2 separate regions of the Homo sapiens genome follow, and region 2 is linked to region 1. A link is a loop called in an ENCODE intact Hi-C map of the cell type or tissue named here. Cell type or tissue: A673. All regions are shown on one strand. Each heading gives the region's core, and the rest is flanking DNA. Links, peaks and the distances in the headings are about the cores only.

Region 1 (5,394 bases), core at 263-5,262:
ATTGTATCTTTGTGAAACGGGGTTTTAGCAATTTCCAGGATAAAAAGAAAGTACTGCACAAAAATAATATAGTACAAGAAATGAGGGCGATCATCTACAAACTGATTCCAAGGTTTGAGAGTGTGTACAGTGCTCAACAGGTACATGCATCTTGTGGCTAGTTAAAAATGAAATAAAAGTTCTATTTTTCTTTTAATCTATGTGTATTACATTTTTTCCCCAAGTGACTACTAAATTATCAGTGAAAAATGCCTATTAAGTTGTCAGGGCATAACTCAATAAACAAAACTATAACATATGAATTTTGGTCTGGGGGCCCCACATAAAATTTTACTGAAACACTGAGGTTATTTTGCTGTGAGAACACTTAAGACCCTCTGAACTATATGTATTATCTCCAGTGAAATATTTGAATATAACAAGGAGTGTTACAGTGGCAAAACTGTTTTCAAATTATTCAAAATAATAGATGATATGAATTTATAAATATATATAAAATAGTGTCGTGCAGGATACTTTATGCCCTCCATGAATCCAAAAGGGAAAATGTTTGTTGCATCTGAACCTCAACTTATAATTTAACCATACATAATTTTCTATGGTGGATAATAAAAATATTCAGACATGTTCATTAATTCTAATTTATTAACTCTTAGTTGATCTAGTTGTTTAAAACATGTTATTTTGATCAGGTAGTAGACATTGATGGTTGCTTTCCCTGGAATCTACCCACTTACCATCATACACACACACACACACACACACACACACACACACACACACACAAGCACATCACACATACACACACACGTATACAAGGCAACCATGTTATCCTACCTCTTTGCTCCAGATTTGGATCTACCCAAACCAGTCAACATAATTCCATTCCCCTTAGGCCAATGTGTGGTTAAGAATGAGCATGTGATGTGAATTAGTTGGCCTGGGCACGGTGGCTCACGCCTGTGATCCTAGCACTTTGGGAGGCCGAGGAGGGCAGATCACGAGGTCAGGAGATCGAGACCATCCTGGCCAACACGGTGAAACCCCGTCTCTACCAAAAATACAAAAAGTTAGCCGGGCGTGGTGGCACACACCTGTAGTCCCAGCTACTCGGGAAGCTGAGGCAGGAGAATCGCTTGAACCCAGGAGGCCAAGGTTGCAGTGAGTCGAGATGGTGCCACTGCACTCCAGTCTGGGTGACAGAGTGAGACTCCGTCTCAAAATAAATAAATTAATTAAAATGTTGCTTAGCACTGTTTTATGGTTGGAAGAAGAGATGCTCTCACTTGCTCACTGAAGGAAAACTAGGCAGCCTGTGTCACAGGTTGTGTTAGCAGCCATCTTAAAAGAGTTAGGGGAACAAGCCTCAGGAATAGGTCAACTCTATGAAGGCAAAAAACAGTTACTCTATCAAAATAAAAAGTTAGTTTTGGTGACACTTTTACTTTGCTGAACCAATTCTAACTTGAAGCCATCTACGTGTAAACCAACCTGCAACACAAACATATTTGGAATTTTCAGAAAATTGAGCCAATAAGTGTTATCTTTGTTAAAATTTTCTGTTACTTGCAACCAAATCATTTTTAGTGGTACAGATGTCTTACTCCTTTTATAGACACAAGTAATAACACCTTAGAAAGTAATGCTAAAACTCAAACAAAATTTTTTTGTTGTTGTGGGAAAACAATTTGTTGCCATTCAAATAATGATAATAAGTGAGGTTAATTCTGTGTGAGGTTAATTCTCCATTTCTATGAAAAAAAATCACACTTATTTAATGTCATGTAACTACCATATATGTATGTGTGTTTGTGCCTACATGAGTATACAAATACACGGATGTACTAAAAAAAACAGAGACTAACTTTCGTTGAGTTTCTATCATGTGTGAGCCAAGATTATGTTATTTAAAATATGTTTTCTCATATTATGGTTTATTAAATAAATACCCTCAAACTGCACAATTCCTCTTTGGTAAACAAAAATATTTTTAAACTAATTAAATATTTTCAATCTAAAATTTCCCCATTATAGGTACATGCTAGAAAAATAGTGATGGTCATTTAAATCAGTGGTTCTCAACCATGGCTGCCCATGACCGTCCTTGGTTATATGAATTTTGTTTGTCTGTATTGAGGTCTATGCATTATTAACAATGCTCCAGGTTATTCTAAATGTGCGGTTAGGATAGAGTAACTCCATTTTATGAGATCTTCCTCAAAGAGTCTTTGTTCCCACTACCTACTTTTGTTTCTTTAACCTCTCTGCCAAGTTTCTGACCTATGAATAATTAGCCAGCAGCTTTATCCTGTTTTAATTCAGAGTATAGACAGTCAAGCTGCAGCTACATATTGGACTCTGTCAGGAACCTAAGCTAAAATATCAACCCATTTTTTTTCTTTCTTCACCTTCCTTCAGTAAATCACCAGCTGTCAGCATCTCCTTTGGATTTTCTGGCTTTTAAGAGTCAATGCTTAACAAACATCATTTTGCTCCCTTAGCTGAATTGAAGGGCATCAGTAAGAAATCTATTAGGAGGCTTGAGAATGTGAACTTGGGCATAGACTTTAATTCAAGTAATTTTCCTTGCTGTCTGTGAAGTAACAGTGATGGGATGATTGCCTCCTCCCACGTTTTCTTCCAAGCTCTCAAAATGCTAAGCATTACTAATCAATAGCAGGTAAATTAGATTCAATGAAAACTGTTGGTGTTTATTTTCAAACACATTACCACAGAAGTCTTGCTCCAAATGTGACATCTGTGTTTCACTAAAAGGTAAGAAAACCATGACTATTTATAGCTTAAATCATTGCTATGTTGTTTTGTTTTTCTCAATAGCGCTTTCTCACTATTTTCTCAAATTGCAGGACTCTCCAGAAGTGAAATAAATTTCAGAGTCCTAAGTATTATATTTCATTACAATACAGGATACACAAAAGCCTTCAAAATAATTTGATTCCTAATTTTTTGAGGTTTAAGAGAGATTTTCTGGACACGGTGGAAACAGGATATACGCTTTTTTTTTTTGTGATCTGAATCACGCACAATAGTACCAGCTGCTTCCGTTTTCTTACTCCGAACAATATCTTTACACACTGCCATTAGAGAACAGCACTCTCAGGCTTATTAAAGTCATTTGTAAATTGTTGAAGGCAAAGATCACAGTTGGGTGTACATTTCCCAAAATGTATTGTTACTAGATGTCAGGCTTATTCACTTCCTGTTATTTAAATGAGATTCCAGAGTCTTATATATGAGTATTGTGAAAATATAACATAATAAAATACAGAACTATATCTTTCCTGGTTCCTTAAATAATTGGGTTGTGTGTGTGTGCGTGTGTGTGTGTGTGTGTGTGTGTGTATTTTAAAGTCTACATTTTATTTGCATTTCAGAATTCTGGCTAAAAGGCTTATTTTATATATACAGAGAGAGACTTTTATACAACCAATATCTAGAACTCTCTAAACTCACTTAGTTCTCTATGAAATCACCAAAGGTCCAACTAAAATCCTGCTTAATATAACATAAAATGCTGCTAGATTCAATTTAGAACTTACCCCTATTATTTTGTGGCATTACTGTAGCCACCTAAGGTAAGTGATGAAGAGAAGAAAAAGTACGCATCCCCTCATCATTTCCTATCTCCTGAAAAGTGTTATCTGACTTGAAGAAGAAAAACATGTCTTGGGGAAAGAACTATAGACAAATAGAAAAACCTACACTTGAAAGATTCAAAGTTAAAATGGTATCTACAGTGAGAAAGCTTGTTCTCTCCGTCTGACAGAATTCTGCTTTTTTCATCAGCATTCAGTTTTAATGCATTTTTCAGTAATGCAAACAACAATAAACAAATGAAAAAGCAAAGAAAACATATCACTTAGAACCAGATGTCCGATTTAGTTATCATGTAATCAGAGGAGTCAAAAGCCAATTTCACTCAGTAAAGAAAAAGCAGATATGTAACTTTTATAGCCAATGATGCTTTCACTGGGAAAAAAGAGGTTGTTAATGTGAATATGCATGTGAAAGTTACTATTGTCTTTAACGCAAGCTTGCAATATTTTCAACATTCAGATAAATTACTAAAAAAGGCTTTTTCCTTCAATAAGCAAATTCAGGAGAACTTTTAATACAGCAAAATCTAAATGTGATTACAAGTTACACTTTTTGTCAAGGATTTGAAAGACTGTCTATTAGGCTTCAGGTATTTGTGTTATGGGCTTTAGGAAAAACATGTAATACATGCAACGTACAGAGGGTTTTAAATTTGAAAATGTATTAGCAATATTATTAAGATATCCAATTAAGAAGAGTCACACATAATGTTTATTTTGGTATCAAAGGAAACATGGAAATTTTGAGGTAAGGTAGATCAACACTCTTCATTTTACAGATAAAGAAACTCACCTCAAAGAGGTCAAATGACTCACTAAATATAGGCAGTTAGCAGAATAATCAGGAAAAGAAAGCAAATCTTTTAGTTGAGTCACATTTTTTCCATTACAGCACACCTCACTGAGAAGAATCCGAAACGTCACAGATTATCACCATCTACAGAATGAACTATGTAACAAACACAAACATAAATTTATTTTAAATACAAACGTACATTAATTTTTAAAATTTAGCTTGTCTCATTAGATAAACTGTATTAAATACAGGAAAGTATAAAAGTGCAAAAAACATACTTAGTTTAAAAAGGAGGAAATGCTGTCATTTGTAACAACTTCGATGAACCTGGGGGACATTATGTTAAGTAAAATAACTAGGCACAGAAAGATAAACAATGCATGTCACTTACATGGGGAATCTAAAAAGTCAAACTCATGGAAGCAAAGAATGGTGGTCACCAGGAACTGGCAGCAATTAGGGAAGAGAGGCATTGGGATGATGTTAGTCAAAGGATATAAAATTTCACTTAGATATGAGAGATAACTTCAAGAGATCCATTATACAACATGGTGACTGTGGTTAATAACAACGTATTGTATACTTGAAAATAGCCAAGAGAGTAGATTTTAAGTGTTCTCACCATAAAAAATGTTAAGTATGTGAGTTAATAGATACGTTAATTAGCTTGATTTAGCTGTTTCACAATGTACACATATTAAAATGGATTAAATATTTAATTAGTTTTCTCTAAATTGTCTACTTTGGGTCCAAAGTCTGTGAGAATCTTTTGTATTTCTGTGGGATCAGATGTAACATTACCTTTTTCTTTTCTGATTGTGCTCATTTGGATCTTTCTTTTTTTCTTTGTTAATCTAGCTAGCAGTCTATGGATCTCGTTTATCCTTTCAAAGGACCAACTTGGTTTTGTCGATTCTTTATATGGATTTTTGGGTCTCAATTTCATTCAGTTCTGCTCTTGGTTATTGCTTTGCTTCTACT
Region 2 (5,394 bases), core at 323-5,322, 130 kb after region 1:
TTTGGCAAACAGTGGCGCTCTATCATTTCCTCCTTATTATAAGATGCGTGCAACCAATTCAGTTATTTCTTAAAATGTATACATTTGATTGAAAAAGCACTTATTGAACCCATTATATAGTTACTCATATTCACTGAGTGGTTGGTACCAAGAACATACTGTGTGCTGGTAGTGCTGTGTGTATTGTCACTCGGCCATTGTAGTGACACCTGAACATAAGATTTATATAATTAATGGGGTATGATACATATTAATAAGTGCTTCAAGTGATATAGTTTCAAATATAGGGAGGTCTCTTCTTCACTGTGACAGTCACACAGCCAGCTATAAAGAAGTGTGTGACTGCAAAGCCAATATAAATTAGACCTGCAATTTTTTACTTAACTTAGAATAACTTTTGTCCCATGAAATTCTATCTGTGTGACCTTACATTCCTTTGCTATATGGGAATATTTAAAACAGGATATTTCATTTGATGATTACATGGGAGAAGGCATTTCAAGCATTTGCAATCTTTATCTACATGAGAAAGTTTATGTAGGTAGTGTCTACTAGAAAATGTATTCTAGAATTCTTATGCTTCTAATAGGCAATTTCCTTCCCATTGGACAAATTGAATATGTTTCCTGACACTTAACTCTTTCTAAAAAGGAGTCTTTTATCTTACACCTGATTTGTGTAATATGTCCCCAATTTCATAAGCTCTTCTACATTTACGAAAATAGGTGCCATCAATTGCTATTGGTGGATTCATGCTTAATAAACTGCAGAATGATTTTCTTAAAATGCCAACTAGATCATGCCTTCTCCCCCAAATTTTTCATGCACTTCCCATTATACCTAAAATAACATCTCAAATACTAAATCTTTTTATAAAGCCCTTTTGGGAGCTGACTTCTGCCTTCCTCCACAAATTCTTCACGTTTCATCCCCTCCCCCTACCGCCCCCCCGCCACCATGCTACTCACTCTTGACCTTTTTTCATTCCCTCAAACCCCCAAATAACTTTCTTACCTCAGGGCTTTTGTGCATCTTCTTGTTTGCTCTTTTCATGCCTGACTTATTCTCATCCTTAAGGACACGCTATACATGATTACTTCTCAGAAAGACCTTCCTTGAATTTTCAATTGAAATTAAGATCCCTCGTACAATTCTACAAAACAAACTTAGTTTCCCTTTATGTAGCACTTATCATCCCTCCTAGCTGTGCTTATTGATGTGATAATTTGATAGTCTCTTTCCCCTTAACAGTAAACTGTGTAATTGCATGGGCTTTATCTGTTTCAGTCAATACAGTATCTTTAGAGTGTAGTATAGTGCCCAAATTCCTCAAAATAAATGGACTGAAAAAATTCAGTCAATGGATCTGCAAAAAGTAAATATAAATATATCTCCTTCCCAGAATATCCTGTCCACAGGGTTTTTGTTTTGATATTTTTAAACAGGTGATTATAAGTGGTTGTACAAGTAGATATTAAGGAGCCCTGGATTGTTCTTTGTAATAGAGAAAGAAAAGAGTGTCATTGGCAGACTATGGTTCAATTGATAAGTTGAAGGAGAAAATGGGTCAGAGTGTTTCGGGCAGTGGATTTGGGGGTCAATCTCCTGTAGCTAGATGATCAATGGATTTGAAGGATAGACATATCTAACATGCAATTTGAATTTACTTTTACATATTTTGCTGATGTATTTTTTAGTAGAATTGTGCTTAACAATATTCTGTATTCCTCTTTGGTTTTGGTGAGTTTTGGGATCTCGAGGAGCAGAGTACATGTCCCATAATTATTATATTTAAATATATAGATATATATTTTTAAAGGCCCCAATCCCTGTCTCTAACAAAGAGTTTAGGGTTGTTAAACTTAAGGGTATCATAAAGTTGATCCATGGCTACAAGTATAACTTCTTAGAAATAAGCTCCAGACATTGATATTGGTAATACTGTCTAAGAATTATTTGATAATTTAGCTAACACTGTGGCATCTCTCCCATAAAATATTTCATACTATCATTAAAACTACATGAAACCATTTATAAAAAGGCATTTTTACTTTTTATTGCTTTACAATTTTCCAGGTTCCAGGAAGGCTAAGTTCTATACCTGCTATAACTTTTTGCAGCTGCAACTGAAAAAAAAAATACTAGCTACAATAAAATAGGCAATAAAATGCTCTTGAAATACACACACCATATATATAACTATTATACACACATAGATATAGATATGGATATCTCTATCTCTATCTCTATCTCTATCTCTATCTCTATCTCTATCTCTATCTCTATCTGTAGATCATGCCACCATACTCCAACTTGGGTGACAGAGAGAGACCCTGTCTCAAAAAAAAAAAAAAAAGACAAAAAACCCCTAACTCTCTAATGCTTGTTCCAAGTTAACAGCTCCAAGCTTTTATTTTTACATTCTTAAAATTACAAATGTTATATACATGCATCAGAAAAATTAGAAGTATTGAGCATGGTTAAATATGTTCACAACCCCAACTCTTTTAATGGTAAACATTTTTATTATTTCATTCCTGATTTGTTCCCCTTAAGGCTGATGGGTTTTGCCTTCTGTCCCTCCCTCTCCCCCTCCCTTCCTTCCTTCCTTCCTTCCTTCCTTCCTTCCTTCCTTCCTTCCTTCCTTCTTTCCTTCCTTCCTTCCCTCCTTTCTTCCTTTCAAGTTTGTTGTTTCATTTGTTTTTATTTTTATTTTTTGAGACAAGGTCTTGTTTAGTCACCCAGGCTGCAGTTCAGTGGCATGACCATGGCTCACTGCAGCCTTGAATTCCTGGGCTCAAGTGATCCTCCCAACTCAGCCGCCTGAATAGCAGCGACCACAGGCACACACCTCCATGCCTGGCTAATTTTTTGATTTTTCTTGTAGATATGAGGTCTCACTATGTTGCCCAGGCTGGTCTCGAACTCCTGGACTCAAGCAATCCTCCCTCCTCATCCTCCCAAAGTGCTGAGATTATAGATGTGAACCACAACTGCTGGCCAGTTGTTTTAAAACAACTGTTTTTTTTTTTTTTAAGTAAGGAAATACATCATCTGTTTGTAAGATAGCTCTTGTAAAATAAAATGTGTTTAAATATAAAACAAAATAAACTCCAGTGATGAGATACTACATACATCATGTGAAAACAACAGTCTGATCTTCATGTTATGAGTACTAGAATTACAAAATCACTACACAATTAAAAAATAAAAAATACATTTTTAGAGCCAAAAATTACTAAGCGGAAAATGTCCAAGTTTCCAGTTTGGCAAAGATTGGATATAGTTATATGAAATATTTAATAAACTGAATTTTCCCACATTGTGTAAACAAAATGACTAAGTCTGTGTCTGGCGATTACAGTCTGACTCCATAGCTACACAAAACATGCAGTTTTGTATAACCGTAGTTCTTAGGTTAAGAGAGGGCAGGTAAAGTGACTGCAGAGAACAAAAATGTGGGAAGAAAAAATATTGTATACCAGATAGCATACAATAATGGTGAAAATAAAGCCTATTAATGCATCTCCTAATGATGCAAAGGTCATCTTCCAACTTTGAAAAATGAATTAAGAAAGGGCAAGAGTTTAAATAATTGCAATGTCACATGAAAAAATCCGCATGTGATGGATAAAAACACAATGGAGGATTTATACATGTTAGTTGGAAAAAAGAAGAGCTGTCAACTTTCTTTGTCCAAATTAAGAAAGAGTAACTAAGTTTGTCAATATCTAACATCACTTATACTGTTGTTAACAAATTAATAATAGCAATTCTGGCTCCATGTACTAATTAGAACTTTTGACCACGTGCTGATTGAACCCAGTGAGGGAGGACACCAAATAAACCTATGTTTATTTTTAGTTTAATTTGGTACATTCCATTCTTTTTTTAAAGCATTTGTCAGCAAACAGATTTAGTAAAAGAACAGGCTGAGTTGGCCTATATAGCTATGGATCCCTGAGATTGCTTTGGCTAGTTAAATCTCAGTTTTATTGAATCCTTAATAACAGGCATAGGATTTGCTGGGAGAGGAGGAGTATTGAAAAGATCTGTACAAGATGTTTTCTGAGAGCCCAACAGAAAAGCTCTTAGGTTCCTGGTTCAGTGGTATTTTTCTTTATATCAAGTTGTTTCTTTATTTTTGTTTTATTATTCCCACTCAAAGCAAGACTGTTAGCATCTTCACTTGTTTTATCTCTTCTGGGTTTTTTTTTTTTTTTTTTTTTTTTTGGCGGGGGTGTGGCGCGATGGTGAGGAGGTATTCCTCTTTATGAGGTGAGGATGTCCTCTTGACTTCTACTACAGGATTAGGTAATTTTGTTTCTCCATTTCCTGAAAGACTAGCTTGGTTTACCAGATGTGTTAAAGAAAAGACTCTAGGCTAAAGAACAAAGACTTTGTTGGTGGAGAAATAGCTGATTCTGTTGCAGTTTGAGGAATGCTCTCACTCTATTAACTTTCACTGAAATTTACTTGTGGCACAGAAACTTCAATAGCCTTTATCTTGGTCACAGATGCTGCTATAACAGCTGTTGCAAGACTATATCTGCACTGATAGCTCTCAGAACAGTTCAATGAACCAGTCTTCAGAGCACAGGCAGATTAAGGCACAGGCTTGCTGTTATCACTGTCCATTGAAAAGCATTGCAGCAATTTTCATGCATACTTCAAAAATCTTGGTGTTTATTGCTTGCCTATAAACTGTATCTATGCAAGACTGAATATCATAGGAGAAATCAAGATTGAGGTTGCCTGAGTGTTTTGTTTTTGTAAACACTAACTCAATCACCTGTATTGTATGAAATTCTTCCTTATTCTTTTTAATCATCTTTTAATTCTTACTGTGTAACAATTGTTCCCTGTTCCTGGCTAAAATTCTGGACATGCTCCCTAGTTTTTCCAGTCTCTCTTAACCAATAAAAATATTTTAATATCTTCCAAGCATTAACAAATTCGATTTCATTTCATAATGACTACTCCAACTCAGTGTTATTTCAGATGCCAACATTATTCAGTGTTAAACTTTTCTCCTCCCAAACTCAGATCTGCTTGAGTACTGGAAGCCTACAGTAGGAAAAGGATGTGAACTGGATTTCTGTCTTAGTTGTTTGCTAATCACTATATGACTGGGTAAATGACTGGCTTAGTTGGAACCTGGTGTTAGAAAACACTGGTGATAGTATTTTTCCATGATGCCTTTCTATCACCATGGCATACATTAATGGAGTACTTAGCAATTTTCCTATTGAGGATCTCCCATTTCAACCCTTTGGTGAGGGGAATGCCTTGTGTCTAGCTGTCTATATACACCTTCATCCTTGCCCCCTGGGTCTTTAGCTGTTTATTTTTCAGTTGGTATTCCTGTGTTTCCTCAGTCAGTCATCTGTGCTG

Evidence for each region. Peaks named below come from ENCODE experiments on the same cell type or tissue, not always from the same donor. Only the 100,000 strongest peaks of a DNase experiment are listed, where the experiment ranks them.
Region 2: a loop joins it to region 1, with 20 times the contacts of the local background. A loop is called at or near these places in 1 of 110 quality-filtered maps.

What each region holds. Positions count from the first base shown.
Region 1 is chrX:34,582,656-34,588,049 of GRCh38, forward strand. No RefSeq gene overlaps it. Among named protein-coding and RNA genes, the nearest start is that of TMEM47, 72 kb to the right of the region's middle. In A673, for the core only: no CTCF peak of the experiment used is centred there; DNase peaks (open chromatin) are centred at 2,556 and 3,096; H3K4me3 peaks cover 972 bases; H3K27ac peaks cover 3,115 bases.
Region 2 is chrX:34,713,178-34,718,571 of GRCh38, forward strand. No RefSeq gene overlaps it. Among named protein-coding and RNA genes, the nearest start is that of TMEM47, 59 kb to the left of the region's middle. In A673, for the core only: no CTCF peak of the experiment used is centred there; a DNase peak (open chromatin) is centred at 2,664; H3K27ac peaks cover 2,118 bases.